Linked DNA regions of Homo sapiens: regions 1, 2 and 4 are each linked to region 3. The links are chromatin loops, found by intact Hi-C in ENCODE. Cell type or tissue: endothelial cell of umbilical vein. All regions are shown on one strand. Region 1 overlaps MS4A2 (membrane spanning 4-domains A2). Region 2 has its middle 9.2 kb from the start of MS4A4E. Region 3 has its middle 11 kb from the start of MS4A6A. Region 4 has its middle 12 kb from the start of MRPL16.

Region 1 (8,000 bases), 93 kb before region 3:
TCATAAACATGCATTGTGAAACTGTAGAGAGCAGGTAGCCCAAAATAGAGAAAGATTAGATAAAGAGAAAATAAGTATCCATCAGAGACAGTATCTCTAGGCTTGGGCAAGAGAAAAGTCCACAGTGATAAGCAACTCCACCTAAGGCATGAATATGCGGCAGAGAAAACAGCAATAGTGAATGAATGCAAAAGGTGCTGAGAAATTCCACACATGAGTATTGTGATGAGTAAATGAATAAAACATTTGCAAAGACCTTTAGAGAAAGAGAATGGGAGCATATGTGAGAAATAAGATAGTTGATTATGAATAGAAGGTAGTGAAGAAAAGCAAGCTAAGAAAAAATTCTGTTTATAAAAGAAGGAAAAGATAGTTTATGTTTTTAGCCTAAGTATAAGAGTCCTACAGATGGACTGAAAAAAATCAGTCTGAGAGTATTAGTCACAATTAATGAAATAATTACATTTTATGTATTGAGGATGCCAAGATTAAAAGGTGACAGGTAGATGTTAATTTCCCTAGATTGTGAAAGTGATCACGACAATCACACAACAAATAATTAAGTGACTTGGTATGCTTTATTTAATTGTAGGGCCTGAGGTTTTCCATTCTCATTTTTCTAAAATACAATTTTGTTTCTCCAAATTTGACAGCAGAATAAAAACCCTACCCTTTCACTGTGTATCATGCTAAGCTGCATCTCTACTCTTGATCATCTGTAGGTATTAATCACATCACTTCCATGGCATGGATGTTCACATACAGACTCTTAACCCTGGTTTACCAGGACCTCTAGGAGTGGATCCAATCTATATCTTTACAGTTGTATAGTATATGATATCTCTTTTATTTCACTCAATTTATATTTTCATCATTGACTACATATTTCTTATACACAACACACAATTTATGAATTTTTTCTCAAGATCATTCTGAGAGTTGCCCCACCCTACCTGCCTTTTATAGTATGCCCACCTCAGGCAGACACAGAGCACAATGCTGGGGTTCTCTTCACACTATCACTGCCCCAAATTGTCTTTCTAAATTTCAACTTCAATGTCATCTTCTCCATGAAGACCACTGAATGAACACCTTTTCATCCAGCCTTAATTTCTTGCTCCATAACTACTCTATCCCACGATGCAGTATTGTATCATTAATTATTAGTGTGCTTGTGACCTCCTTATGTATTCTCAATTACCTGTATTTGTGCAATAAATTGGAATAATGTAACTTGATTTCTTATCTGTGTTTGTGTTGGCATGCAAGATTTAGGTACTTATCAAAGATAATGGGGAATTAAGGCATCAATAAAATGATGCCAAAGACCAAGAGCAGTTTCTGAAGTCCTCCTTTTCATCAGCTCTTTATCAAACAGAACACTCTATAAACAACCCATAGCCAGAAAACAGGATGTAGGAACAATCACCAGCACACTCTATAAACAACCCATAGCCAGAAAACAGAATGTAGGGACAATCACCAGCCATCTTTTGTCAATAATTGATGGAATAGAGTTGAAAGGAAACTGGAGCATGAGTCATATTTGACCAGTCAGTCCTCACTCTTATTTACTTGCTATGTAAACTTGAGAAAGTTTTTTCTCCTTGTGAACCTCAGGTTTTACATCTGAAAATGAGAAATTTGGAACAAAAGATTCCTAACTGGTCTTTCTGTTCCCATATTCTGTGATTTTTCAATATTTAGGATTTTTGGTAATCACAATTACTTAGTTTGTGGTTGAGATAGCAACAGCAATCAGAACTATTTGGTGGACATATTTTCAAAGGAGTAGCTCTCCACTTTGGGTAAAGAAGTGATGCCGGTCGTGGTGGCTCACGCCTGTAATCCCAGCACTTTGGGAGGCCAAGGCGGGTGGATCACGAGGTCAGGAGATCGAGACCATCCTGGCTAACACGGTGAAACCCCGTCTCTACTAAAAAATACAAAAAATTAGCCAGGCGTGGTGGCGGGCGCCTGTAGTCCCAGCTACTCGGGAGGCTGAGGCAGGAGAATGGCATGAACCAGGGAGGCGGAGCTTGCCGTGAGCCGAGATAGCGCCACTGCAGTCCCTCCTGGGCAAAAGAGCAAGACTGCGTCTCAAAAAAAAAAAAAAAAAAAAAAAAAAAGAAGTGTGTGGTGTAGCAGGACACCTGCAACAATAATATTTTTCTAAATCCCTCTGAAAAATGCTAATCAAAGGGTTTTTTTCCTAAAAATTGTCTTAGAAATAAAATTTCCCCTTTGGGAGACCGAGGCTGGCAGATCACGAGGTCAGGAGATAGAGACCACGGTGAAACCCCGTCTCTACTAAAAATACTAAAAATTAGCCGGGCGTGGTGGTGGGCACCTGTAGTCCCAGCTACTTGGGAGGCTGAGGCTGGAGAATCACGTGAACCCGGGAGCTTGCAGTGAGCCGAGATTGCGCCACTGCACTCCATCCTGGGTGACACAGCGAGACTCTGTCTCAAAAAAAATAAAAAATAAAAAAAGAAAGAAAATTTCCCAAATAATTCCCATTATAAGTATATAATAGGTAACAATTCCCGCTATAGACATGAATCTACTTATATAAACAACTAATGAGACAGGGTACCATATTTTTAATTGTAACTTGATTTAGAGTGTTGGGGTAAATCTATATATCCCAGAGTGTGAGGCTCCCTCGTTAGTATCTCTCTGTGTTACATGAGTATTTCCCTCCACTGGAAAACCTCTGTTCACTCTACAAACAGTTAAGTGAGCTGAACTTACATCTCCAAATAGCCTCTATCTGGGAGTTCCAGCATAGGGTTTTGTTGAACAATATTGGGGGTCATGGATTATTAAGATGGTGGATTTTGGAATACAATATACGCAGAAGCAAATTGCAGTAGCTATATTAGGTATTGGCTGTATGATCTTGGCCAATCATTTTATTCTATCTTAGTTTTCTTCTGTTTCTTAAATGGATATATTAAACATAATATTGTGCATGTTCAAAAATCATTTAGCCCGGTTTCTCGAATGATGAATGGAACCTGTTTTTTCATTTATAGACATTGATGTGTAATCCTGAACTTGAAATTAGGAAAAGAGACACTGTCAGCTTCTCAGGAACGTTTGGCAATATTCACCTATCCCTTAACTCCGGTTGGAAAAAGTGGGCTTAAGACCCTGGGTAAGATCAGGGAATGTAATTATTAGTAACCTTCACATAGACTACTTCCAAATAAATTGAACTGTAAAAAACATATATTACAAAATGATGTTATCTTAGTCCCAAAAAGGCAGAGAGGTAGATGGAAAGAGGCTCTAGGGAAAATGCTATCAGATGAGTTTTGGGAAACCTGTAAAAGCATATCAACTTTCTTCATCAGTGAGAAATATCTTAACCCACCATGTCTGCCTATCAGGAAGGAACTGGTTGAAAAACAGTACAAGAGGCTCAATCTGTAAAAAACAGAAGGAAGAGAGAGAGCCAAGATCAATTTTTGGCTCTAACACTAAACAGTGCGTAAAAGGTGCCCAGAGAAAACAGCTCATTTCCTCTTGTTATTTGGTGGCCCTATATAAAATTTTTGGATTGGAATCTGTTTTGTGCTGCTGTAAGGCCTTGTCCTGGGGATAGATTTAGGCTGGGCAGAAGGAGGGCTGGCAATTGGTCTATATGAGAATGTTAAGAGTGGTTTCTTACATGGTATGCTATTGTTCAATGATTTTTTTTTTTTTTTTTTTTTTTTAGAGACAAGTGTCCTAGGATAGACAATGGTGCTGCCATGTTTTGCCATTTGTAAATAAATTGATATTTTATCTAACATGATTCTATGGATATGGCAACAGACCTGAATAAGAGCCGATGCCCTGTTAGATTCCAGACATTTTGCTAAGACACAGAACAGAAAATATGAATTGCTATAAATGCTGTCCTTCAGAAGTTCATGTGCAAAAAGGGAGAGAGGAGAGAAAGATCCACTTAGGCAAATAGAAGATGTTACTAGAACGTACAGAGTTTTTCTGGCATGAGCAGGTACCATGAGAAATCAACAATTAAACTGGAAAATTTGAACTGGAATTCCAAATCCTATACGAGAGTAAGAAAGTGAATAAAGCCGGGCTGGTTGTGGTGGCTCACACCTATAATCCCAGCACTTTGGGAGGCAGAGGTGGGCGTGTAGCAGGACAAACCACAGACAAAACTCCTCCGACACTGAGTTAAAGAAGGAAGGGGTTTATTCGGCCAGGGGCATCAGCAAGACTCCTGTTTCAAGAGCCGAGCTCCCCAAGTGAGCAATTCCTGTCCTTTTTAAGGGCTCACAACTCTAACGGGGTGCGCCTGAGAGGGTCATGATCGATTGAGCAAGCAGCGGGTATGTGACTAGGGGCTGCATGCACCAGTAATTAGATCAAAACAAAACAGGATACGGATTTTCACAGTGCTTTTTTATACAATGTCTGTAATCTACAGATAACATAACTGATTAGGTCAGGGGTCGATCTTTAACTACCAGGCCTAGGGTGTGGCACCGGGCTGTCTGCTTGTGGATTTCATTTCTGCCTTTTAGTTTTTACTTTTTTTTTTTCTTTGGAGGCAGAAATTGGGCATAAGACAATATGAGGGGTGGTCTCCTCATTTATTCCCTCCCTTTGAGACATTCACTCAATAGTGGGAGTTCTCACTTTCATTTTCACTACCCATGTCTTCTTGCAAGACAGATCAATAGTGATTCATACAGTACACTTGTGCTGAAACATTTTGGTCAACTAAGGTAGTGATGAAGCTTTTTATCATTTGAAGAAGTACAGGTAGCAAACAAGGGAGCAATAAGCAGGTTCTTATTACTATTATAACTCTTATTATAAGAGTTTTAAATCTTCCTAGCGCTGGGAACTATTTTCTAAACATGCCCTCAGGATCAAATCTATGCCACACTTGCACGGGCACATGTGCCAGTTTTGTCATATCTTTATGTCTTCAACTACTTGCCCTTGATTATCTATGTGTAGGCAGCAATTAGTAAGGGTAAATTTCTTACAGACCTCTCCTTCAGCTGTTAGCGAGTAGTCGAGAGCTAATCTATTTTGATAGATACCATTTCTTATCTGAGTTTCTTGCCGGGCCAGAATAGTCAAGGCTCTGCCGGTTTTATTAGTGATCATTTTTAAGACAGCTTGTAACTATGATTCGGTTGATCATGTAAATGGGGATCTGGTATCCTTACGAACTGTCTGTTGCCTAAGTAGCAGGCCTATAATATTGTATGATTTTCTCGTGGGCCATTTATCATTTTTTCAATTTTCTATAGCTATGCTTTTCTTTTCGCGGGAAGCATAGACAGGGAAGCTCAGGAGTTCACCTGTCCTTATGGGCAGTAAGAAGAAAGATGGTTTAATAGTGCCAATAACACAACTACCTGCCGACTCGTCAGGTAATTTGGCAAAAGCTCTATGCCCACATATCCAGTATAATCCAGTGGGGGCTGTCCAGTCCCGGTGGGACTCTGGATGGGTCCAAACGGTTCGCAACTTTGGGAATTTACTAAATGGATTTCTCTCTGTGTGATTTGAACTCCACGAAGTGACTGTTTCTGTGGTACCATTATACAGTTTCTGTCTTAGACAACTAAGTCGTCCTACGGGGTGAGTGAATTCTTTTCTTTCTCTAGCTATGCAATATTGTCCAATAATTGAGGCTTTTATGACCTAGAAATTATCAGGGTGATTCTTTTGAGCCGGGAATTCATCAGGAACTGGGTCTGTAGGTAGTAATTCTCAGGCTTCCTATGGCCATTGACCTCTTATTACGTTCTTCCACATACCTAACATGAAGTGACATTGAGAGACTGGGCTACGTGCTCAGCTAATTGCAAAAACAAATTTCTTGTTTTTCCTGGAATTTCTGGTACTGGCACATTTAGTTCATCATAGAAAGTCTGAAACACTGGCTGAGGAGAGCATTTGTAAACTTCTCCTTGAACTAAGATGTTTACTTGAGGATCCAGTCCAGCCCCGTCGATTCCTAAGGTCACACGCTCCTCTTTTTTCCAGCGAGGATCAAGGGGATTGGTTATTACTAGCTCTAAGGGGTTACATTGTCCTTTAGTACGGGAAAGGCTATTTTTTCTTTTCTGGAGGTGGACTGGATCCTTTTTATTTTTTTTTAATTTAAGTGGCCTAAATGACACAAGACTAGTATTTACATTTATTTCTACACAGTCCTAATTTATGACAGATGTACTTATTTTCTGCCATATAGCCTCTTTTTTAATTAAGAGAACCACACCTTATTCCTAACTTATTACTATTAATGACAGCACAGGCATCAAATTTCAAGGTGACTTGTTTGGGCACCCCTTTTTCTTCTGTTTTGGCTAACACTTTACTCGTATCATTTATGAGCCTTCACCAGTCCTCAGTCTTTAATCTTATTTTAAAAACTGTGGTCATGGGAGGCTTAGATGGGTCATAACACACATCAGGTTGGTCATTTCCTGGGCTACATACCTTGTATACAATAACATTACACAAACAAGTTCTTTTTAGAGTTCCAGTACACTTAAAATAACCATAAAATAATAGGACTGTAGCAACCTTTTGTCTTACCTCAGTGACTTGATGTACACACTGGGAACAGTCTTCAGTCTGAGGAAGGTCAATTGAAGTCCTTACTGTAAAAGTCTAAATTTTAAGGAAAAAGAGTACTGTGATGAGTTTTCTCATGCTTTGGCCGTGCGTGGACCAGTCAGCTTCCGGGTGTGACTGGAGCAGGGCTTGTCGTCTTCTTCAGAGTCACTTTGCAGGGGTGGTGAAGCTGCTCCCATCCACAGTCTACTTCTGTTTAAGGATGGTCTTGGAGGTTGGGCCTGCTAGAATAAACTGAGTCCAACACCTCTACACAGTTATGTTCAACTGGGCAATCTGATACCGGGGGCAAGGTGGCAGGGTTTAGGGTGTTGGAAACTTTAATGGTTATGGGGGATTTTCACATAGCAAGCTTTGGTACTTGGTTAATCTAGCATTTGTTAACTAATGATGTCCTTTGGTAGTCATTAAAGTTACTACAGCATAGGGGGCCTTTATATTCAGGTTTTGCCTAAGGGTTAGTTTATTTGCTTCTTGTGCTAACAGGGCCATGGCTGCTAGGGCTCTTAGACCGTGGGGGCTACCCTCTGGAAACTTGCTCTAGTTGTTTTGAGAGATAGGCCACTGGCCTTGTCCAGGGCCTTACAGTCTGGGTTAAAACTCCAATTGCCATTTTTTATTTTTCTGACACATAGAGTGTAAAGAGTTTTGTCAGGTCAGGTAGCCTCAGGGCTGGGGCCGACATGAGTTTTTCTTTTTAACTTATGAAAAGCTCATTGATGTTGGTTGTAATAGATGTAGTTTATCTAATCTACATTTTTATTACCTGTCACCTACTAAAATATTGACTCAAATCCTGCAGCTATTTGATTTCAAGCTTTAAATTCATCTGGTGTTCATTGTGGGACTCCAGTTGCATTTAAATAGACATGAGAGTTGAAAGACCTATAAGGGGCTTCTCTCGCTTTACAATGTCTGATTTTTTTTTTCTTCTGGTTGATGAAATGCCAGGGTGAAAGGGATAGCCAATTGGACTAAAGTACAAGTGCCACTCCAGTTATTTGGCAGAGTGCCTAGTAAAAGTCTACCACAATATCACCACACATCCACTCGGGGATGAACAAGGGCTGACTGATTGATAAGCTCTTGAAAATTCTTAAGCTCACTGCATCCTTTCAGGTCTCCAAGAAACACTAAGTTTCCTCTGTGTCATGAGAGTGACGAAGTGAACTTAGTGTTGGGAGACGGAGGTTGGATGGCCCTCGGGGACTGATCCGCAGGGTGCCGGACTTTGGGATATAGCAGAGAGAGCTTGACATGACTTATTACTCCAGGTTGTAGAATCCTGGAAATGAGCTACCATGCAGCCTACACCTGGTCGACTGGAGGACCACCTTAGTAGAAAAGGGACAATCTGGGCCTGTGGCCTGCCATGTGCA
Region 2 (8,000 bases), 58 kb after region 3:
GAATTACCATACATCCACCAGTCTGCTTCAACAATTATCGATAGTTTGCCAATGTTTTCTCATCTCTCTCCACCCTGCACATATTTGTAAGAGTATTTTAAAGTAAATCTCACATTTAATATCACCTCACTAGTTTATACCTTGGTATGGATCATTAACAGATGACACTTATTCCATAACATTTTCTAATATCATTATCACATTTTACAGCATTATCAATAATTCCTTAGTATCATCGAATATAGAGTTCATATTCAAATTTTATTATTTTCTCATACATATTTGTTCATTTTCTTAAGTCAAGAACACCCCAGCCCCATCCATCCAAAGGCCAGACATTGCATTTTGTTGATATGTTAATTAAGTCTCCTTCAATCTATATTTTCCCCTTCCCACTCTTTTTTATTCATGTCATTTATCTATTAAAGAAACCATGTCACTTTTCCTATAGAATATCTACATTTCAGGTTTCTTATTTAAAAATTTCTTAATTTTTTTATACTTTAAGTTCTGGGATACATGTGCAGAAAGTGCAGGTTTGTTACATAGGTATACACGTGCCATGATGGTTTGCTGCACCTATCAGCCTGTCATCTACATTAGGTATTTTTCCTGATATTTTCCCTCCCCTAGCCCCCGACCCCCCAGCAGGCCCCTGTTGTGTGATATTCCCCTCCCTGTGTCCATGTGTTCTCATTGTTCAACTCCCACTTCTGAGTGAGAACATGCAGTGTTTGGTTTTCTGTTCCTGTGTTAGTTTGCTGAGAATGATGGTTTCCAGCTTCATCCATGTCCCTGCAAAGGACATGAACTTGTCCTTTTTTATGGCTGCATAGTATTCCATGGTGTATATGTGCCACATTTTCTTTATCCAGTCTATCATTGATAGGCATTTGGGTTAGTTCCAAGTCTTCACTATTGTGAACAGTGCTGCAATAAACATACATGTGCATGTGTTTTTATAGTAGAATGATTTATAATCCTTTGGGTATATACCCAGTAACGGGATTGCTGGGTCAAATGCTATTTCTGGTTCTAGATCCTTGAGGAATTGCCACAGTGTCTTCCACAATGGTTGAACTAATTTACACTCCCAGCAACAGTGTAAAGGCATTCCTATTTCTCCACATCCTTTCCAGCATCTGTTGTTTCCTGACTTTTTAATAATCACCATTCTAACTAGCATGAGATGGCATCTCATTGTGGTTTTGATTTGCATTTCTCTAATGATGAGTGATGAGGAGCTTTTTTTCATATGTTTGTTGGCCATATATGTGTCTTCTTTTGAGAAGTGTCTGTTCATATCCTTTGACCACTTTTTGTTGGGGTTGTTTGTTTTTTCTTGCAAATTTGTTTAAGTTCTTTGTAGATTCCGGATATTAGCCCTTTGTCATATGCATAGATTGCAAAAATTTTCTCCCATTTGTAGGTTGCCTGTTCACTCTGATGATAGTTTCTTTTGCTGTGCAGAAGCTCTTTAGTTTAATTAGATCCAATTTGTTAATTTTGGCTTTTGTTGCCATTGCTTTTGGTGTTTTAGTCATGAAGTCTTTGACCATGCCTATGTCCTAAGTGGTATTACCGAGGTTTTCTTCTAGGGTTTTTATGGTTTTAGGTCTTACGTTTAAGTCTTTAATCTATCTTGAGTTAATTTTTGTATAAGGTGTAAGGAAGGGGTCCAGTTTCAGTTTTCTGCATACGGCTAGCCAGTTTTCCCAACACCATTTATTAAATAGGGAATCCTTTCCACATTGTTGTTTTTATCAGTTTTGTCAAAGATCAGATAGTTGTAGACGTGTGGTGTTATTTCTGAGGTCTCTGTTCTGTTCCATTGTCTAATATCTGTTTTGGTACCATACTGTAGCCTTGTAGTATAGTTTGAAGTCAGGTAGTGTGATGTCTCCAGCTTTGTTCCTTTTGCTTAGGATTGTCTTGGCTATATGGGCTCTTTTTGGGTTCCATATGAAATTTGGTAGTTTTTTCTAATTCTTTGAAGAAAGTCATTGGTAACTTGATGGGGATAGTATTGAATCTATAAATTACTTTGGGCAGTATGGCCATTTTCACGACATTAATTCTTCCTATCCATGAGCATGAAATGTTTTTCCATTTGTTTGTGTCTTCTTTTATTTCCTTCAGCAGTGGTTTGTAGTTCTCCTTGAAGAGGTCCTTTACATCCCTTGTAAGTTATATTCCTAGGTATTTTATTCTCTTTGTAGCAATCATGAATGGGAGTTCAATCGTGATTTGGCTCTCTGTCTGTTATTGGTCTGTAGGAATTCTTGTGATTTTTGCGCATCGATTTTGTATCCTGAGACTTTGCTGAATTTGCTTATCAGCTTAAGGAGATTTTGGGCTGAGACAATGGGGTTTTCTAAATATACAATCATGTCATCTACAAACAGAGATAATTTGACTTCCTCTCTTCCCATTTGAATACCCTTTATTTCTTTCTCTTGCCTAACTGTGGTGAGAGAGGGCTTCCTTGTCTTGTGCTGGTTTTCAAAGGGAATGTTTCCAGCTTTTGCTCATTCAGTATGATATTGGCTGTGGGTTTGTCATAAATAGCTCTTATTATTTTGAGATACATTTCATTAATACCTAGTTTATTGAGAGTTTTTAGCATGAAGGGCTGTTGAATTTTGTTGAAGGCCTTTTCTGCATCTATTGAGATATTCCTGTGGTTTTTGTCATTGGTTCTGTTTACGTGATGAATTACATTTATTGAATTGCGTATGTCGAACTAGCCTTACATCCCAGGGATGAAGCCGCCTTGATCGTGGTAGATAAGCTTTTTGATTCACTACTGGATTCAGTTTGCCAGTATTTTATTGAGGATATTTGCATCGATGTTCATCAGGAATATTGGCCTGAAATTTTCTTTGTGTGTGTGTGTGTCTCTGCCAGATTTTGGTATCAGGATGATGCTGGCCTCATAAAATGAGTTAGAGAGGAGTCCTTCTTTTTCTTTTGCTTGGAATAGTTTCAGAAAGAATGGTATCAGCTCCTCTTTGTACCTCTAGTAGAATTTGGCTGTGAATCCGTCTGGTCCTGGGCTTTTTTTTACAACAATAACAAACTGCCATCTGCTTTTTATCACCTACTTGTAAGAAATTCTACACAATATTGATAACAGAATACTCCTCTCATAAAAAAAAAAAGTTGATTTCAATTCTATCTGAATAATTACCTGCTTCAGAGGCTGCCCTTGGCATGACTCTGTGTCATCTGTTCTCTTCGGGCCTCAGAGGAAACTGAACAGAAAGCTACTCCTGCCTATGTCCTGTTGTGTATCTAGAGGGACAATTTAGCCTCCAGCTTTACACTGCCTCCAGAGCTCAATTACATAGAAAAACCCAACCGTCCTCAGGACACTTTGCTGCCATCTGCTGGGAAATTGTGAAAAGTACACAAAAAGTGGTTGGAGCCTCAGATTTGCCTAGCGTTCCCCCTAAACACTCACATGGGACGGTACTTTGTGTGTGCATGTTATTGTATAAATGCATGTGCCCTCAACTATCAGAAAGCATATGGACCATTTAGCATTATCTAAGCTATAAAGAGTTGAGATGCAAAATTTCCTTCCATATTACTTTTTTCTGTTGTCTAGCAAGAGTGGTACCCGAAAATCACTGGAGTGGTCTTGAGGATTTTAGGTGTCTCTGTGTGCAAGTGCTGGAGGGAGGAAATAAAGAGGGTGCCAGTATATGGAAGTGTAGAGAAGCTGTATCATTTAAGAAAGTGAGACAGGAAGAGATGTAAGAGGAAGAAAAGGAAGCTCAGAAGTCCTGATGAAATTACATTACACTGTGTCGGGCTTTGTTCTAAGTGCTGGATGTATATATTTTCTCATCCTGTGATCATGGAGTATTATTATGTTTAACTATCTCCATTCTGCAAACAGAGAAGGAGATACCAAAAAGTTATAAAAGTTGCTCAATATAATGTTTGTGTGTTTGAAGAAGTAAATAGGTTTCTGGAGGGAAAGTGCTCATACATCTGTCTGGTCTGCTGGATTAGATGCCAGTGACCTCTCTGAGCCTATGCTGACCCTGAGTTTCAGATCCGTAAGGGCAGTGGCAATCTGTTGTGAAAGGGACTCATGTTAGTGCCGAGGTCAGTGGCCCTAAGCTCCAAGACCAGGCTTGCCCATGCCAGCAGCCTCTCTACTGTGGCTCTTGGGGCTGCAGCAAAAACAAATGCAGATGGGCAATAGTTATTTTCAGTGAGTGAACCTGGGGGCTTCCTTTGCTTCTGCCCTTATAAATAAAAATAAATTTTCCAAGCCAGCTGCAACTCTGCCATCAGCAGTTGCCCTGAAGACTGCAGTAGAATGTCACCAACATGTCATTGCAGGAAACTGAAACTTAGGTCTTTGTTTCCAAAGTTTGGGAAATACTCATAGTGTCTGAACATGGGGTGAGAAGGGAAAGGAAAACTGGGTTGTTTATAACTGTTGGGAAACAAAAATGTGCTGTGTTTTTATGAGGTTTCTCTTCAGTTGCTTTTCATTTGTTTGAGAGGAAATCTACTGCTTGGTTAATATAAAGTATCTATTAGGCAGAAAGTTGCCCATACCACTGTTCTGGAGGGTGTAGTTCCTCTGTACTTTATGACTTGTGCATGACATTTTGTCCTGAAAAGAGTACTCATTGTTTGAGGGGCTACAGTGAAACACAAAGAAAAGAGGAAGACAGAAGGTCAAACAAGGGGAAAATATTTATATATATATTTGGCACTCAGGGACTTTTATAAATTGCTGAGCTGTATAAAAATGGTACATTAAGTAAAAATAAAACAACTTTGAGGTTCCTAGGACACTTATATTTTCCTCTTTTTCTTTTTTTGGTATTCCTTCAGAAAGGATCAGCTTTATAAAAAGGTGAGATGATAAATGTTTCAGAATAACTTGTAATGTTTATATGCTAATCGTGAAACTTTATAAACATAGATAAAAGAGTAGAAAATGATAAAACAGATATCTACATATCTTCCCCGAGATTCAGGTGACATGATCATTTTCTGTATTTAGATACATCGTTTTCCTCCTTACAGAAATAAAATGCTGCAGGTAGCCCCAAAGCTCTCCCTGTCTCCTCCTCCCCCTGCCTCCTTCCCCAGAGGTATTCACAGTTAGGAGGGAACTTCCTCTGTCTCTAGCCTCACATTTCCTTCCAGCAGAACTTCCTATAGAGAAACACACCTGTTTATTTCCTCTCCTTAACCTGATTCTCTTCAGGGAAAGAGGAATGCTGCACAAAGTTGCAGAGTTTGGAAGGAGGGCTTGGGCTTGTGTGGTTCAGCCCCTCTGTGTTTGGAAGGAGGGCTTGGGTTTGTGTGGCTCAGCCCCTCTGTGTTTCTTCATTTGTTTGGGAGACAGTCTTCCTACTAGACAGCATCATCACCTGCTCTTCCCTTCCCTTGCTAGGGTTTGGAGGTGCCTCTTCTTACAGAGGAGGCCTGGCATGACCCAGCTCTGCCAGTGACTGGTTTGGCACATTAATTGAATTTCATTTGGCCTTGAGTTGAAGGAATTCTTTTCTTATTTTGCAAGTCACTCTAAAGAGAGGACTAGAAGAAAGGGGTATTGTGTATAGGCCCTAGTTCCCCAAAAAACCTATGTTCAGAGACTAGGAACTTTGAAAAATATATTAAAAAAAGCACTTGGGGAGATTGATGCATCTGATAGCAGTAGGAGGTAGACAAATCCTAGGCAAACAGGGGCAGGTGTCTGGTGAACCTCATCTTCAAATCAAAGACAGTTTAAAGCCTGAAAGCCAAGCTACAAGTCTTGACAAATCCACAGACCAGATTGAGAACCTATCTTCCTGTTTGGCATGCTTTCCTCTGAATGATTCTTACCTTTCACCTGTTTTACATGTACCTACCCTTCCCTAATTGGTCTTTTACGTTGTCATGCCCACCTTTGAGTGTTGCCTTTGTTTTAGCCTTTTTTGCATACTCACAAGCCAATCAGCACTCACTCTGCCATTCTGAGCCCATAAAAGCCCCAGACTCAGCCATACTTGGGAACTGACCACCTCCGGGTGAGAGAGAACACCCAACTTTGGTTGGGGGACCACCCTTGCATCCCCTCTCTGCCAAGAGCTGTTCAGTCTCTCAATAAAATCCTCCTCCACTCTCCTCACCTTTCAATTATCAGCATAACCTCATTCTTCTGGGACGTGGGACAAGAACTCAGAACCCACCGAATGTGGGTACAAAGAAGGCCGTAACACTGTGGCCCTCTGCCCTATGACAGTGGCGGGAGCCACCCCATGCAATGAGAAGCAGTGGCAGGAACAAGCCAGCCCTGGAGCTGCAGGCTGGAGTGAGGCTATGGGACTGACAGAGCTGTTTACACACTACCATCCATCAAGCTGCAGATGGTGCGACTAAAATTGCTATTAGTGTGCTGCAACACCCCCTCTGGGGTTTCAGCATTGTGGACACTTCTGCCTGGGTGCCACCGTGTTCTCCTCATCTGGATGCTGGAGTCCACTGTGGGAGTCACTTGTGACATGCCTGGTCAAGCCCTGCATGAAGCCTGCTCCTGTGTCAGTGCTTGGAACGGCTGGCCCAATCCCTCACTCACTCACTCACACACCTCCTCCCACTAGGGGATGAGGGCACTGTTGTAGTGTACATGGGATCCATGCTGGAGTGCAAACCAGGCATGGTCTGGCAGGCTGAGTAGATGGGGCATCTCCTACAGTGAGCCCAGAACTGAGCAAGGCCTGGGTAGGGGCCATCACCAGCCAGAGGTCTCCAGCTTGCAAAGTGGTCAAGAAAAATCCTGTGTCACATCTGTGGTAGCCTTGATTGGGTGGTTTCAAGTCAACAATGAAGTCCAGTGTTGGTTCTACATTGGTAACACAGTAGTATGTCACTTAGGGGCATCATGGGACACTGGGAGATGAGGTGGACAAGCCTTGTTTGAACAATGGATGCTTTTGGAACACTAAGAGTCTTGAAGACTCAATGAAAGGGGTATGTTAGGAAGACAAAAATGTCCAGACCAGTAAGAAAAAAAAAAGACAAAAGAAAGAGAAAAGAAAATAGAATATACTATAATCAATTAACGTCATCAACCTTACAATGTTACATCAACAGATATGGAACTGGATCCAATTAAGGAGCAGATGAATTGTTAGGAGCTCAGTCAAGCATTCCAAAATGTGGGAACACTTCAGAAGGATGCAGAATTCGAGGGTCATACATAAATCATGCAGAAACAAAATGCTGTGGATAAAAGAAACATTTCCATTTCTTTGAGGTACCACAGTATTTTAGGATGAAGCACCACACACAAGGCCTGAACGATCAAAGGCTGAAGAGATGCTAGACTCTGGAGTGGAGCACATTGGTGGAGGGACTGGCTGTCCTGAGCCTCCAAGGGCCACCGGCTCCCTAGGCCTACATAGCAGCTTTGGTTCACCCTTTCTCTCAGAGCTGTTCTTTGGCTGAAATTACAATGAGGACAAGGGGAAAATTGTGCCTGTAAGGTTTGCTTTAGAAGCCTAAATGATTCCATTGAAAGAAACAGTGGCCATAGCTACTGTGGCAAGGGACTTTTGTCACTAGAGACAGATCTCACTTGATGCAACATGAGGATGCCAGGAACACAGAGACCAGAGAGGAAATGAATATCAGGAGGTTTTGAATAAGGCCAATGGGACAGAAGTGCCTCAAGAGTGACTTTGGAACCTGGGGCCATCACCAAATTTGTAAACTTTGCAAAGGTACCATAATGTAAACCAAAAATAAAATTCTAAGGCCCCAACCATCTGAATGGACTTCCTCCTCAGCCAGGGCTCTTTTAAAATTTAACCCAAAAGACTGGTTCAGGCCTTGATGGGAAGTGGGGGTCGAGCATGCTTCCTTATACCTCTCTGGCATTAACATCAACACAGACTTTAGGTCTGATAAAAAAAAACATTTTACAGCCTATTGCCTCTGAAGCCTGCTACCTAGAGGCTTCATCTTTATCATAAAACTTT
Region 3 (8,000 bases):
CTGTAAATAAATATGTAGATTAGATGAACTACATCTATTACAACCAACAGCAATGAACTTTTCATGAGTTAAAAGAAAAACTCATGTTGGCCTCAGCCCTGGGGCTACCTGACCTGACAAAACCCTTTACACTCTATGTGTCAGAAAGAGAAAAAATGGCAGTTGGAGTTTTAGCCCAGACTGTCGGGCCCTGGCCAAGGACAGTGGCCTATCTCTCAAAACAACTAGACAAAGTTTCCAAAGGCTGGCCCCCATGTCTAAGGGCCCTGGCAGTGACAGCCCTGTTAGCACAAGAAGCAGATAAACTAACGCTTAGGCAAAACCTGAATATAAAGGCCTTCCATGCTGTGGTAACTTTGATGAATACCAAAGGACATCATTGGCTAACAAATGCTAGATTAACCAAGTATCAAAGCTTGCTATGTGAAAATCCCCCATAACCATTGAAGTTTGCAACACCCTAAACCCTGCCACCTTGTTCCCGGTATCAGAGAGCTCAGCTGAACATAAATATGTAGAGGTATTGGACTAGTTTATTCTAGCAGGCCCAACCTCCAAGACCATCCTTGAACATCAGTAGACTGTGAGCTGTATGTGGACAGTAGCAGTTTCACCAACCCCTGCAAAGTGACTCTGAAGAGGACAACAAGCCCTGCTCCAGTCACATCCAGAAGCTGACTGGTCCACACATGGCCAAAGCATAAGAAAACTCATCATGGGACTCATTTTCCTTAAAATTTGAACTTGTACAGTAAGGACTTCAACTGACCTTCCTCAGACTGAGGACTGTTCCCAGTGTATACACCAAGTCACTGAGGTAGGACAAAAAGTTGCTATGGTCCTATTATTTTATGGTTATTATAAGTGTACTGGAACTCTGAAAATAACTTGTTTGTATAATGTTATTCTATACAAGGTATGTAACCCAGGAAATGACCTGTGTTATGTGTGTTATGACCCATCTGAGCTTCCCATGACCACAGTTTTTGAAATAAGATTAAGGACTGAGGACTCGTGGGGGCTCATAAATGACATGATTAAAGTGTTAGCCAAAACAGAAGAAAAAGGGGTGCCCAAAAAAGTCACCTTGAAATTTGATGCCTGTGCTGTCATTAATAGTAATAAGTTAGAAATAGGATATGGTTCTCTTAATTAAAAAAGAGGCTATATGACAAAAAATAAGTACATTTGTCATGAATTAGGACTGTGTGAAAATGAATGTGGATACTGGTCTTGTGTCATTTAGGCTACTTGGATAAAAAATGAAAAAAAAAATCCTGTCCACCTTCAGAAAAGGAAAAGTGGCCCTTCCTATACCAGGGGTCCGTGTAACCCCTTAGAACTGGTAATAACCAACCCCCTTGATCCTCCCTGGAAAAAAGGGGAGCATGTAACCCTAGAAATCGATGGGGCTGGACTGGATCCTTGAGTAAATATCATAGTTTGAGAAGAAGTTTATAAACCCTCTCCTGAGCCAGTATTTCAAACTTCTATGATGAACTGAATGTGCCAGTGCCAGAAATTCCAGGAAAAACAAGAAATTTGTTTTTGCAATTAGCCAAGCATGTAGCCCAGTCTCTCAATGTCACTTCATGTTATTTATGCGGAGGAACTATACTGGGAGATCAATGGCCATGGGAAGCCTGAGAATTAGTACCTACAGACCCAGTTCCTGATAAATTCCTGGCTCAAGAGAATCACCCTGATAACTTCTGGGTCTTGAAAGCCTCAATCATTAGACAATACTGTATAGCAAGAGTGGGGAAGGACTTCACCCTTCCTGTGGGAAGACCCAGCTGCCTTGGGCAAAAACTGTATAATAGTACTACAAAAACAGCCACCGTGGCGTTCAAACCACACTAAGAAAAATCCATTTAGTAAATTCCCAAAGTTGTAAACCATGTGAACCCACCCAGAGTACCACCAGGACTGGACAGCCCCCACTGGATTATACTGGATATGTGGGCATAGAACTTATGCCAAATTACCTGACCAGTGGGAAAGTAGTTGTGTTATTGGCACTATTAAATCATCTTTCTTCCTACTGCCCATAAAGACAGGTGAACTCCTGGGCTTCCCTGTCTATGCTTCCCATGAAAAGAGAAACATAGCCATAAGAAATTGGAAAGATAATAAATGGTCCCCTGAAAGAATCATACAATATTATTGGCCTGCTACTTGGGCAAAAGACAGCTCATGGGGATACTGGACCCCCATTTACATGCTCAACCAAAGCATATGGTTACAAGCTGTCTTAGAAATAATCACTAATAAGACCAGCAGAGCCTTGACTATTCTGGCCCAGCAAGAAACTCAGATGAGAAATGCTATCTATCAAAATAGATTGGCTCCCAACTACTTGCTGGCAGCTGAAGGAGGGGTCTGTAGGACATTTAACCTTACTAATTGCTATCTACACATAGATGACCAAGGGCAAGTAGTTGAAGACATAGTTAGAAATATGACAAAACTGGCACATGTGCCCGTGCAAGTGTGGCATGGATATGATCCTGGGGCCATGTTTGGAAAATGGTTCCCAGTGCTAGGAGGATTTAAAACTCTTATAATAGGAGTAATAATAGTAATAGAAACCTGCTTACTGCTCTCTTGTTTGCTACCTGTACTTCTTCAAATGATAAAAAGCTTCATCGCTACCTTAGTTCACCAAAATGCTTCAGCACAAATGTACTATATGAATCACTATTGATCTGTCTTGCAAGAAGACATGGGTAGTGAAAATGAAAGTGAGAACTCCCACTAATGAGTGAGATTCTCAAAGCGGGGGACTAAAGGAGGAGACCACCCCTCATATTGTCTTATGCCCATTTCTGCCTCCAAAGAAAGAAGAAGTAAAAACTAAAAGGCGGAAATGAAATCCACAGGCAGACAGCCCAGCACCACACCCTGGGCCTGGTTAAAGATCGACCCCTGAGCTAACTGGTTATGTTATCTATGGATCCCAGACATTGTATGGAAAAGCACTGTGAATATCCCTGTCCTGTTCCATTCTGATTACTGGTGCATGCAGCCCCCAGTCACATAACCCCTGCTTGCTCAATTGATCACGACCCTCTCACATGGACCCACTTAAAGTTGTAAGCCCTTAAAAGGGACAGGAATTGCTCACTCTGGGAACTTGGTTTTTGGAGACGTGAGTCTTGCTGAAGCTCCCGGCCAAATAAAGCCCTTCCTTCTTTAACTTGGTGTCTGAGGGGTTCTGTCTACAGCTTGTCCTGCTATGTGTCTACTTTGGATACCTCATATGAGAGGAATCACAGAGTATTTGTCTTTTTCTGATGGCTTCTTTTTTTTTTTTGTGATGGCTTCTTTTACTTAGCATGAGATCTCCAAGTCTCATTCTTGTTGTAGCATATGATAGGATTTCCTTCTTCTGTAAGGTTGATTAATGTTTCATTGTATGTATATACCACATTTTCTTTATTCATCCATTAATGTACATTTGGGTTGCTTCCACCTCTTGGCTATTATTAATAATGCTGCAATAAATATGTGTACAAATATCTTTACAAGATCATGTAACTCATAGATACTTATTTCTTTAAAGTTAGTTTTTGGAGATTTATTGTATTCCTTTAGTTGGGCCATGTTTTCTTGCTTCTCTGTATGCCTTGTGATCTTTTATTGAGATTTGTGCATTTGAAAACAACACCAACCTTTTCCAGTCATTACAAACTGACTTTATGTAGTGGAAGACCTTTACGGGTTAGCATAGCTAGAGATTCTGGGGGCCCTTCAAACTTCTTTGGGACATGTATGTGTAATTTCCTAGTAAAAGAGTTTTGCCTGCTTCTTCTTCTTTCTCCCCCTGGTGTCTGCCTGCAGTACTACAATCTCCCTAGTGGTGAAATAGTGTGCCTGCCTTTGTTCTCCGAGGCTCACAACATGCTATTCAACTCTGCACTCTGAGTCAGGCAAGACAGAAACCAGTACCTTGGGTAACCCCCACAAAACCCAGAATGCTGGACTCATGGTCTAGTCCTCTTGCCTCTTTAAAGGAGAATCTGGTGCAGTGGGATAATTAAGTAATCAGAGAGACAGAGAGGTTGGGGAGGAATTATTTAATTTTTTAGGTGCACCAAGCCAGTCAGATTAACATCCAAAGGAATGAGCCCTGAACAAAGAATGTGGTTACCTTTTAAGCATTTTGTGGGGTGGGGGGAGATCTGTGCAGGAGGAAGCATATTACAGAAGTGAGAAACAAAGACAGTTATTTAATTAAGACATGCATTACATCATTTCTTCCTTTTCAAGAAACAACATGTTTTATGACTTGAGATTATCTGTCTAGTGATCTTGCAGCTGCACAGCTAGAAAAACAATGCTTCACCATGCCTGGGAAAGACAGAGATAAGGCTCACTAGCCTCAGAAAGAAAAATAGGCAGTTAATTTTAAAGGACTCCAGCCCTTTCTCTTCCTTAAGGGAAATTGGGGGTTTTTTTTTACATAAAACTGAGTTTTTGCTTACACAGTTTTTAATTTCTTTTAATTCCTGTTCCACTGGAACTTTAATGTTTTCTGTAGATCAAGTCGCATTGTGCCAGGGTGAAAGAGTGGCTGGAATGAGTAAAATGCGACAACAATTTCTCCTCATTTTGATGCATCTTTTCCTGGCTTTGCATTCACCTAAGGTGCTGCAACCTCTTAACTAGTTTCTAGAGTTCTCACAAAGGCATTGTAGTTCATACATTGTTGTCAAGTCAGTCTCTCCATGGGGAAATGAGGGCCTGAGGCTTCCTATTCCACCGTCTTGCTGATGACACTCAAGTCAATTTCCTATTGCTAGAGCCTATTGTGCTGAGAGGTCATCTAGTTATCCCAAGTTTCTGTGTCAGAGCTCAAAAACAGATGCTTATGTTTGACAACAAGGGGTTGGAGAGAAATTTTGGAGTTCCTCTAAGTATACGTACAACTCCCTGTGCACATTATCCATAAAATATCTCTTATTCCTGCAGGTCCATGAGCAAGTCTGTCTCTCTGGCCTTTCTAGTTCCAAGGATCTCTCCTTAGAGAATAAGGAGGCCTTAACTCTTTGGACCCAAAACAATTATTTGTGCTTTTGTTTCCTAGCTAGCCCTGTTTCCCAGGTCCCATCTGCATCTCAGTTTTCGTTACCCACTTTCCAACTCCTCTCCTTCAGGACCAGAAAATCTTCTATTCCCTAAGGACATCTGTGCTTCTCTTAATTATCATGTTATCCCTTCCATTCCATGATACCTCTCGTACCCCATACACTAGGAACTCTTCTCTTTCTATACATCTTTCTGAAGCACATATAAAATCTCTAGTGAGATATTATTCTTTGGATTGCTGGAAAACAAAAGCTAGAAGCTAGTAAGCAGCATCTCCTTTTCCTTTCTCCATTAGTATATTCCTCTATCTCCTTCACTTATCTCTCCCTTTGCATATATTATGTTTTTAAAAACATACCTTTATATGTAATATACAAATATTTATATATACAATTATTTATATATTTAAATGTATTTAAATATACAATTATTTATATAATTAAATGTATTTTCAAATAACATATTTGTGTGTAATACACAAATTATTTATGTATTTAAATATATTTTCAAGTAACTTAAAAATGCATATATATATTCCATGTGTGCCTGTGTGTGTGTGTGTGTGTGTGTGTGTGTGTGTGTGTGTGTGTATATATATATATATATATATATATATATATATATATGCATGTATGTTATTTAGACAATTTGGTGACCCTGTTAGGGGCACAGTGTCTGTGGCTTCAGAGCTGGAGGTAAGGTGGAAATATTTTCATCTTTTTCCAAATATGAGGGAATACTAAGTAGAAAAAAATTAAGATAAAAAATAAATTACTGGAAGTAATCAGCAAGGGTTGAAGCACTTTGCTGCTGGCATAAGGGAAAAAGAATCAACATAGATGACAGCTAGCTAATACAGCACTATGTGATTCCTGAGCCCCATCCAGACGGCGACTTTCCTCCTCTTGATGTCCAGCCCCTCCTGGCCAAGCTGAAAGCATCCATTTAAGAGATGAGAGCAAGTTACCCACTGTGTCTGGTGAAACTGTACCTAGAGTCTGAGAAGGATTAAAACAAGCTATCTTGACCTTTTACTGGGGGAAAATACCACGCTTTGCTGAAATTGACGATGAAAAGATTCAGAAGGGAAACCACAAGGAACTTTCTGAACTGCTTCTTCTGCTAGAAAGAGTGTACTTATTGAAGATGAATTGTTTTCTTAATCTAGTATTATCAGCCTGACAGAGTTATTCACAAGTAGTTAAGTTCCTGGGAATCACATGAGCAGCAGCAATCCCAAGAAACCTGAGTCAGTAAAAAAATAAATTGCTGATCTTGAAGAGATTCAAAGAGGAAGGCAAAAGCATTGTCAGCTTTGTTCAAACTGTATCTCAAATTTAGTTGTTTTTTGTTTTTCTATCCACCAGGCAATCAAAAGGATGTTGCTTTATACATCTTTCCTGTGTTTTTCATACAGTAAACTCAAAATTTAAACCAAGGGACATATTTTAATTAATTAAAAGATTTAAATATTTTCCCTGGAATGTGTACAACTTTGTCTTATTATATTTCTTGTATTTTTTGTTGTGTGAAGAAAAGACATTTGAGCATATATTAAAACTGTCTGGATATTACTATATAAAACATTGGAAAATATCACAAATTAACTTAAATATAAAATAACTGGAATGTGCTAGGGTCTTTTAATAGCTACTTCATGAAACTTAAATAAGGTGACTAAAAATAACAGCATATAAAAATGATAATACTTAAATTTTCTGCTTGGATATTTTAAATTAGAAGTATTGATTTAATTAAGTTACATATGTTGACAAGCTTAAGTAAATTTTAAATATAAAGAAAAATAAAAATGCTAATATTTACATTCATGAGCATCTTTTTAAAGTTGAAGCTCAGCTCTTCCAATTATGATAGAACCAGACTTAATCTTCCACTCTGTACAGTTAAAAAACTGGGTTGGGCCCAGTGGCTCATGCTTCTAATCCCAGCACTTTGGGAGGCTGAAGTGGGAGGATCCTTTGAGCCCAGGATTTCAAGGCTGCAGTGACCTATGACTGTACCACTGCACTTGAACCTGGATGATCTTGTCTCAATAAAATTTTTTAAATCATAAAGAAAACTGGAAAAAAATAAGCACAACTCTTTCCGGACATTGGACAAAGTTAGTGCAGGAATTTCAACATTGACAAGTGAAAAAACAAAGTGAATATAATAATTGCTCTGGTTTTCTGCATGAAGAAACTTTCCATACCATGGTAGGGAGAGAGATTTATTCTGATATTGCTGAATTCATAAGACAAAAACCAGAATTTGAGGGCACTGAAACAGCTGGAATTAATGAGAAGAGAACAATAAAGGGGATAGCTCTCCAGAGACAGAGTTCCAGAAATCTGCAAGTATCCTAAATTTGTTGTCCAATACAAAGCTGTACCTTTATAGGTTGAAATTTTAAAAGTACAGTCAAGGACTAGCCAGGTAGTTGTAAGCTGTATGATTACCAGGGCTCACACAATGCTGGGAGACATTCAAGTTCCAATCAGCTGGAATGCAGAGACTTCCATGAATACTTGGGGGATAGAATAGAGACCTCCAGAAAGGTTATTAATAATAAGTCAATTATTATTAATGCTTTAATAATTAATCTGTTAATAATAAACAAATTATTAGTAAAGCATACCCCCAATTAATAACAATGATAAACCTTCTCATACTGTTTGGCTCTGTGTCCCCACTCAAGTCTCATGTTGAATTGTAATCCCTAATGATGGGGGAGGGACCTGGTGGGAGGTGATCGGATCATGGGAGTGGACTCTCCTTTTGCTGTTCACATAATAGTGAGTTCTCATGAGATCTGGTTGTTTGAAAGTGTGTAGCACTTCCCCCTTCACTCTCTCCTCCTCCTGCTTCCACTGCATAAGACATGCTGGCTTCCCCTTCACCTTCTGCCA
Region 4 (8,000 bases), 370 kb before region 3:
AGCCCAGTGAAAGACATTTCTAGATCATTCAGAGAGTTTAATATAATTCTTCTGCAGTTTAAGGGACAGTGGGCTTTGGGGTTTGACACTGGCTTGAGAAAATGATATGTTTGGAGGCTGGTAGAAGCTGCCTGTGGCATCAAAAGTAGAGAGCTGCAGTTGCGAAGTAGCCACATTTCCATTGATGGTGGGGCAAAGGCATGCATGTCCTGTTGACTAGGTGTGGACTCCATGACTAGGTGTGGACTCCTGTGTAGAGTGCCAAGGTAGGGTTTCTTACATCAACAGAACTGCATCAAAGACAGGGAGAAAGAAGTTGGAGTAGGTGTGATGATGGATGTCCTGGGCCTGAGGGAAGAATTGTGTGCAACCAGCCAACAACTCAGCAGAGATGAATTTGCCTGCATCAAGGGAACAGCAGATGAGAGATCCACAGCAGGTGTGTGTGTGTGTCCGAGTGTGTGTGTGTTTGTGCATGTGAAACATTTGATATCTTGAAGTCCTGACCCCTTGTACTTCAGAATGTCAAAGAGAGGTCCTGGAAAAGATCCTTCCTCACAGCCCTTAGAAGTGACAAGCCACCCTGCAGACACCTTGATTTCAGACTTCCAGCCTCCAGAACAGTGAGGCAATAAGATTCTGTTGTTTAAGCCACCCAGTGTATGGTACTTTGTTTGTTTAGAGACAGGATATCACTATTAAAGCACCCTCTTTCTCTCATGAGTGCTTTATGAATTCTTCTTTAAGAAGGAAAGTACTGCTGAGTGCTGTATTCGTTTCCTAGAGCTGCCATGACAAAGTATCACAGGCTGGACACAGTGGCTCACACCTGTAAGCCAGCACTTTGGGAGGCTGAGGTGGGAGAATTGCTTGAGTCCAGGACTTTAAGAACAGCCTGGGCAACAGAGTGACACCCTGTCTCTAACAAACAAACAAACAAACACATACACAAACACACAAACGAACACAAAACAAAGTACCACACACTGGGCGGCTTAAACAACAGAATCTTATTGCCTCACTGTTCTGGAGGCTGGAAGTCTGAAATCAAGGTGTCTGTGGGGTTGCTTGCTGCTTCTAAGGGCTGTGAGGAAGGATCTTTTCCAGGCCTCTCTTTAGCGTGGAGATGACCGTCTTCTTCCTACATCTCTTCACATCATCTTTCTTCTGTATATGTCTGTCTGTGTGAATGCAAATTTCAGCGAATTGGATTAGAGCCCATCCTAATGACCTCATTTTAACTTGATTACCACTGTAAAAATACTGTCTCCAAATAAGGTTACATTCTGAAGTGCTAGGGGTTAGGTCTTCAAGATGATATATTTTTTGAGGGATCCTATTCAGCTCACATCAGGTGCCACCATCCCAGAGGCATCGTAAATAGTGAGAGACTGGGGATAGGAAAGATCTTACCTGATTAGTAAAAGTGCAAGATGAGGAAACAGGTTCACCCCATGCTCCCCATTTTGTTTTTACTATTATCTCTTTGTCTGAAGCAGGGCCGAGCTGGGGGAGGAGAGTCACTTTTCTTTTAAATGGAATTCAGAGTTGTGACTGTTACACAGAATCAGACGTTTTAGGTCCTGAAGTGAGAATGTTTTCTGTGATTAGAAGTGACAACACAACTTTTTAATTTTTATGTTTTAAATAAGAGAGTAATGAGAAAATACAAAAACCAAACAAAAAAAAAAAACACACACAAAAAATCAAACCCAACCCAGCCTCACAGAGTTGATTTGGATAACCAGTAGTAAACTAAAGTTGATTTCTGATGACGTTCTCTGAATTTTACTTAATATAACCTACATACTGATTATAGGTTAGTTTGCATTTCCTTAATGATAAGTGATGTCAAATTTTTTCTCATGTCCTTGATTTCACATATTTTTGTCTATTTGTTTTCTGTATGTGTGATTTGCTTGTATACTTAGTCCATTTTTTAATTATTTTGCTTTTTTTCTTATCAATTCAAAATTGCTTATGTATTAAGTATATTACCTCCTATTAGGTTGTATATGTTTTATTTTTATTTATTTATTTTTTTTGAGACGGAGTTTCACTCTTGTCATCCAGGCTGGAGTGCAGTGGGGTGATCTCAGCTCACTGCAAACTCTGTCTCCCAGGTTCAAGTGATTCTTCTGCCTTAGCGTCCTGAGTAGCTGGGATTACAGGTGCCCACCACCAGGCCCAGCCAATTTTTGTATTTTTAGTAGAGACGAGTCTTCACCATATAGGCCATGCTGGTCTTGAATCCCTGACCTCAGGTGATCCACTGGCGTCGGCCTCCCAAAGTGCTGGGATTACAGGCATGAGCCACTGTGCCCAGCTGGTTGTATATTTTCATTTTTTTCAGTTTTCAATATATCTTGATTGTTTTTGAAGTAGGACCATTTATAATTTTTATGCAGTAAAATCTGTCAGTAATAGTCTTAAGAATTTTGACTTTCAGCCAGGTGCAGTGTCTCATGCCTGTAATCCCAACACTTTGGGAGGCTGAGATGAGTATTGCCTGAGCCCAGGAGTCCAAGACTGGCTTGGGCAAAACAGCAAGAGTCCATCTCTACAAAAATAAAATATTGGCCAGACTTGGAGGCTCATGCCTGTACTCCCTGTTGCTTGAGACGCTGAGGCAAGAGGATTGCTTGAGCCCAGGAGGCTGAGGCTGCAGTGAGCTGTGATTGTGCCACTGCACTCCAGCTTGGGCGACATAATAAGACCCTGTCTCAGAAAAAAAAAAAAGAAAGAAAAAGAATAAGTCAAATATATTAATAATAATATTAATATTTGACTTACTTTGATAATTCAAAATATATTGATACTGCTTATAAAGGCCAGAGGTAGGGATATAACATAATTCTTTCTCAAAGTTGAAAATTCTCATTTAATATGTGACTTTATTTATTTATTTATTTTTTGAGACAGAGTCTCACTCTGTCGCCCAGGCTGGAGTGCAGTGGCGCGATCTCGGCTCACTGCAAGCTCTGCATCCCGGGTTCATGCCATTCTCCTGCCTCAGCCTCCTGAGTAGCTGGGACTACAGGTGCCCACCCCCATGCCCGGCTAATTTTTTGTATTTTTAGTAGAGAGGGGGTTTCACCGTGTTAGCCAGAATGGTCTCGATCTCCTGACTTTGTGATCCACCTGCCTCGGCCAATCAAAGTGCTGGGATTACAGGCGTGACCCACCGCGCCCGGCCTATTTATTTTTATTTTTTATTTTTTTGAGACAGAATCTTGTTCTTTTGCCTAGGCTGGAGTGCAGTGGCGTGATCTCTGCTCACTGCAGCCTCCGCCTCCCAGATTCAAGTGATTCTCCTGCCTCAGCCTCCAGAGTGGCTGGGATTATAGGCGCATGCCACTATGCCTGACTAATTTTTGTAGTTTTAGTAGAGATGGGGTTTCACCATATTGGCCAGACTGGTCTTGAACTTCTGACCTCAAATAGTTCATCTGCCTCAACCTCCCAAAGTGCTAGGATTACAGGCGTGAGCCACCGGGCCTGGCCTTAATATGTGACTTTATAATGTACTAAATTCTCACAGCTTTCGGGAGTTCCTTTTGACATTTTCTTCCATTCACATGCTCTGAGACTGGTGCTACATTGTTTTAGTCATTGCCACTTTATTACACATTTTTATATCTGTTCAGTCAAGTTCTTTGTTTTTGCACTCTGCAAAAAAACATACTGGCTATGTTTAACATGTTTGTTCTTCAAGATAAAATTAAGTTCCACACTCTCTGTTTTCATTTTCTTGGCTAGAATTCTCATTCCTCTCTTTTTTTTTTTTCATTTTAATCTGAGAACCATTTGCACTTCTGACAAAGTTGAGGCTTTTGCTATTTCAAAGAATTGCAGGATCTCAGTTTGAGGCGACTGGAGGTGTCAGATATTTAGTTCCAGTTCCTCAACAGTGTACTTCAATCACATACTTGTTATATAGGTTATTCACACATCTAATTAAAGACAAGTGCAATTGTATACAATCCCTAAATGGAGGGAAAGTATTTGCTAGCAATCTTCCTTTCTTTCTTTTCTGCATCTTCACAAAATAGTTATGCTCAATCGACCCTTCCCCACTTTACCCTCCTAAGTAGCTGTCACTATAGATCTGTGCTACAAGGCCCGGCTAATGTTTAAATTTTTCATAGAGACGGTGTTTCATTATGTCGCCCCAGCTGGTCTACGAACTCCTGGGCTCATACGAGACTTTACCGTGTATGTCCAGTAGAGGTCACAAAGTGCTTATTATAGACACTGAAACCTCAACCAAATGCGTGCTTGGGCATTTGCATTATGCAATAATGAGCACACATAAATGATTATAATTAGGGGGAATTGTTACACTTTAATTCATTCTTCTCTATTACACTCAATACATTAGGATAGAGAGCTTATTATAAGCAGTATACATATCTCAGAGAATACAATTCTTAAGACTTTTCCAAAAATAAAGAGAATTTTAGAGATGATTCTATGCCAAATCTCTGAGTATAGATAAAGAAACTGATCTTTGAGTTAATTAGAGACTCGTCTGGGTCACTCACCTTGTTTATGAGCAAATACAGGAGTGACAACTCAAAATCTTTTGATCCCAAGATCAGATTTCTTCACACTGTATCTGTAGACTATGTTTTCCAATAGTAACTTAATCTTTTCTGAACTAAAATAATTAATTAATTCAATATAAATATTTATGCCAGATGCTGTGCTAGGTGATGAAGATATATTGTTAAGCAAAAATGATCCTTGCTTGTGAGACTATGAGAAAAATGTGAGTAGAGGCAGTAAAATAATGACCAGAAAAACCTCAGAGGTAATGTTAGGTTTCTTCCTGATTAGGTACTTTCTATGCATATTCAGTACTGATTTTGTTTGGTATGTTCAGTAATTTTGTGTCTTTCTATTTTTAAAATTTAATTTATTTTTTGAAGTTAAAATTTGCATTCTAACTTCAAAATATAAATTGTATTCTCTGAGATATGTATACTGCTTATAATAAACTCTCTATCCTAATGTACTGAGTGTAATAGAGAAGAATGAATTAAAGTGTAACAACTCCCTCTAATTATAATCATATGAAATAATACGAAGAAAAACAGTTATCATATTACAAATTTCTTCTCATTAATTGCTATGAGAGTTTACTACTACCCAACATAAAACTGAGTGCATAATAAATACAAATGCACCTTTCTATGAAACTCCTCTTATAAAAATTGAAGTAAACATTAAATTTCCAAGTGAAAGGAAACACTACAGTGTTTAATAAATGTATTTGCTTCATCTTCCAAATCTATGAGCATCCATCCTTTTTTTTTTTGAGACAGAGTCTCGCTCTGTCGCCCAGGCTGGAGTGCAGTGGCGCGATCTCGGCTCACTGCAAGCTCCGCCTCCCAGGTTCACGCTGTTCTCCTGCCTCAGCCTCCCAAGTAGCTGGGACTACAGGCGACCGCCACCACGCCTGGCTAATTTTTTGTATTTCTTAGTAGAGACGGGGTTTCACCGTGTTAGCCAGGATGGTCTCCATCTCCTGACCTCGTGATTCGCCCGCCTCGGCCTTCCAAAGTGCTGGGATTACAGGCGTGAGCCACCGCACCCGGCCGCAACCATCCTTTTAAAAAAAAAAAAAAAAAATTTTAGATTCAGGGGGTACACGTGCAGGTTTGTTACATAGGTATATTGTGTGATGCTGTGGTTTGGGCTTCTAATGAGCCTGTCACTCAAGTAGCGAACATAGTACCTGATAAATAGTTTTTCAACCCTTGCCCCACTCCTTGTCTCCCGTCTCATCTCCAGTGTTTATTGTTTCCATCTCTCTGTCCATATGTACCCAATGTTTAGCTTTCACTTATTTTATTTTTTATGTTTTTTGAGATGGGGTCTTGCTCTGTCACCCAGACTGGATGGAGTGCAGTGGTGTGATCATTGCTCACTGCAGCCTCAACCTCTCTGGCCCAAGTGATCCTCCCAACTTACCCTCCCAAGTAGCTGTCATTATAGACATGTGCTACTATGCCCGGCTAATGTTCAAATTTTTCATAGAGACAGTATTTCATTATGTTGCCCCAGCTGGTCTGTGAACTCCTGGGCTCAAGCAGTCCTCCCACCTTGGCCTCCCAGCATGCTGGGATTACAGGTGTGAGCCACTCCCCTCAGCCTTAGCTCCCACTTATAAGTGAGAACATTCAATATTTGGTTTTCTGTTTCTGCATTAATTCATTTAGGATTGCAGCCTCCAGCTGCAACCATGCTGCTACAAAGGACATGATTTCATTTTTTTTTATGGCTATGTAGTATTCCATGACCTATATGTAACGTATTTTCTTTATCCAATCTACCATCATGGGCACCTGGGTTGATTCCGTGTCTTTGCTATTGTGAATAGTGTTGTGATGAACATATGAGTGCAGATGTCTTTTTGGCAGACCATTTATTTTCCTTTGGGTATATATCCAGTAATGAGATTTCTGGATTGAATGGTAATTCTATTTTTAGTTCTTTGAGAAATTTCCAAACTGCTTTTCATAGGAGCTGAACTAATTTGCATTTCCACCAACAGTGTATAAGTGTTTCCTTTTCTCCTCAACCTTGCCAACATCTGTTATTTATTGATCATTTAATGATATCCATTCTGATTTGCGTGATATAGCCTCTCATTGTGATTTTGATTTGCATCTCTCTGATGATTGATGATGTAGAACATTTTTTCATATGTTCGTTGGCTGCTTGTGTGTTTTCTTTTGAGAAGTCTCTGTTCATGTCCTTTGCCTACTTTTTAATGGGATTGGTTTTTTTTTTCTCGTTTATTTGTTTAAGATCCTTATAGGTTCTGGATATTAGTTCTTTGCTGGATTCAGAGTTTGCAAATATTTTCTCCCATTCTGTAGGTTGTCTGTTTACTCTGTTGGTAACTTCTTTTTTTTTCTTTCCTTGGTTGTTTTTATTTTTATTTTTATTTATTTTTTTCGAGACAGAGTCTCCTTTTATTGCACAGGCTGGAGTGCAGTGGCACGATCTTGACTCACTGCAACCTCTGCCTCCTGGGTTCAAGTGATTCTCCTGCCTCAGCCTCCCAAGTAGCTGGGATTATAGGTGCCCACCACCATGCCCGGCTAATTTTTGTATTTCTAGTAGATATGGCATTTCACCATGTTGGCCAGGCTGATCTTGAACTCCTGACCTCAAGTGATCTGCCCACCTCACCCTCCCAAAGTGCTGGGATTACAGGCATGAGCCACCGCGCCCAGCTGGTAATTTATTTTGCTGAACAGAAGAGTTTTAGTTTGATTAGGTCTCAATTGTCAATTTTTGTTTTTGTTGCATTTGCTTTTGAGGGCTTAGTCATAAATTCTTTGCCTAGGCCAACATCTAGAGGGGTATTTCCTAGGGTTTCTTCTTGGATTCTTATAGTTTGAAGTCTTACATTTAAGTCTTTAATCCATTTTGAGTTAATTTTTGTATATGGTGAGAGGTAGGAATCCCATTTTATTCTTCTGCATATGGCAGCAATATTGATTGAGTAGAATATCCTTCCCCATTGTTTATTTTGTTGACTTTGTCAAAGATCAGTTGGTTGTAGGCTGTGGCTTTGTTTCAGGGGTATTCTGTTTCATTGTTACCACCTTTTTAAAAGAAATCAGGTACTGTATATTAATAAGTCACCCAGTTGAACTGTTTCTTAGATGAGTTACTGGTGCTAAATGACTGTAACATGAGAATTATGGGCAAGAGAAACGAGAGAAGCAATGCTTGGAAAAAAAATCCTTAAACTGTGTAGTAGTCCCCAAATGAACAAACAAAGAGTAGAAATCCTTAATCTGTGAGATAATGACAAATGGAAACAAGCTGGAAAATGTATTGGAAACATATTAAAAAATGGAAATAAGTCTTGGAAAATGGGTATTTTTATATATATGCACTCATATATATGATCTATATGCTTACATATCATACGTACGATATATATGCTTATATATCGTACGTATGATATATATGTCCTA

The links. Peaks named below come from ENCODE experiments on the same cell type or tissue, not always from the same donor. Only the 100,000 strongest peaks of a DNase experiment are listed, where the experiment ranks them.
Region 1: it touches region 3 in a loop (8-fold over the local background); 4 of 110 quality-filtered maps call a loop at or near these places.
Region 2: it touches region 3 in a loop (6-fold over the local background); 5 of 110 quality-filtered maps call a loop at or near these places.
Region 4: it touches region 3 in a loop (11-fold over the local background); 46 of 110 quality-filtered maps call a loop at or near these places.

Annotation. Positions count from the first base shown.
Region 1 is chr11:60,097,230-60,105,229 of GRCh38, forward strand. MS4A2 (membrane spanning 4-domains A2) reads left to right here. Exons shown (of 7, transcript NM_000139.5): 7 at 1-1,238. Among named protein-coding and RNA genes, the nearest start is that of MS4A2, 13 kb to the left of the region's middle. In endothelial cell of umbilical vein, no CTCF peak of the experiment used is centred here; DNase peaks (open chromatin) are centred at 1,472, 3,482, 4,322 and 4,892; H3K27ac peaks cover 3,053 bases.
Region 2 is chr11:60,248,294-60,256,293 of GRCh38, forward strand. No RefSeq gene overlaps it. Among named protein-coding and RNA genes, the nearest start is that of MS4A4E, 9.2 kb to the left of the region's middle. In endothelial cell of umbilical vein, a CTCF peak has its summit at 3,402 (motif pointing left); DNase peaks (open chromatin) are centred at 3,378, 3,918, 4,048 and 4,618.
Region 3 is chr11:60,189,950-60,197,949 of GRCh38, forward strand. No RefSeq gene overlaps it. Among named protein-coding and RNA genes, the nearest start is that of MS4A6A, 11 kb to the left of the region's middle. RefSeq lists a cis regulatory region at 3,734-4,021 and an enhancer at 5,972-6,051. In endothelial cell of umbilical vein, a CTCF peak has its summit at 3,866 (motif pointing left); DNase peaks (open chromatin) are centred at 3,872, 4,382, 4,622 and 6,222; H3K27ac peaks cover 3,564 bases.
Region 4 is chr11:59,818,945-59,826,944 of GRCh38, forward strand. No RefSeq gene overlaps it. Among named protein-coding and RNA genes, the nearest start is that of MRPL16, 12 kb to the left of the region's middle. In endothelial cell of umbilical vein, a CTCF peak has its summit at 4,219 (motif pointing right); a DNase peak (open chromatin) is centred at 4,227.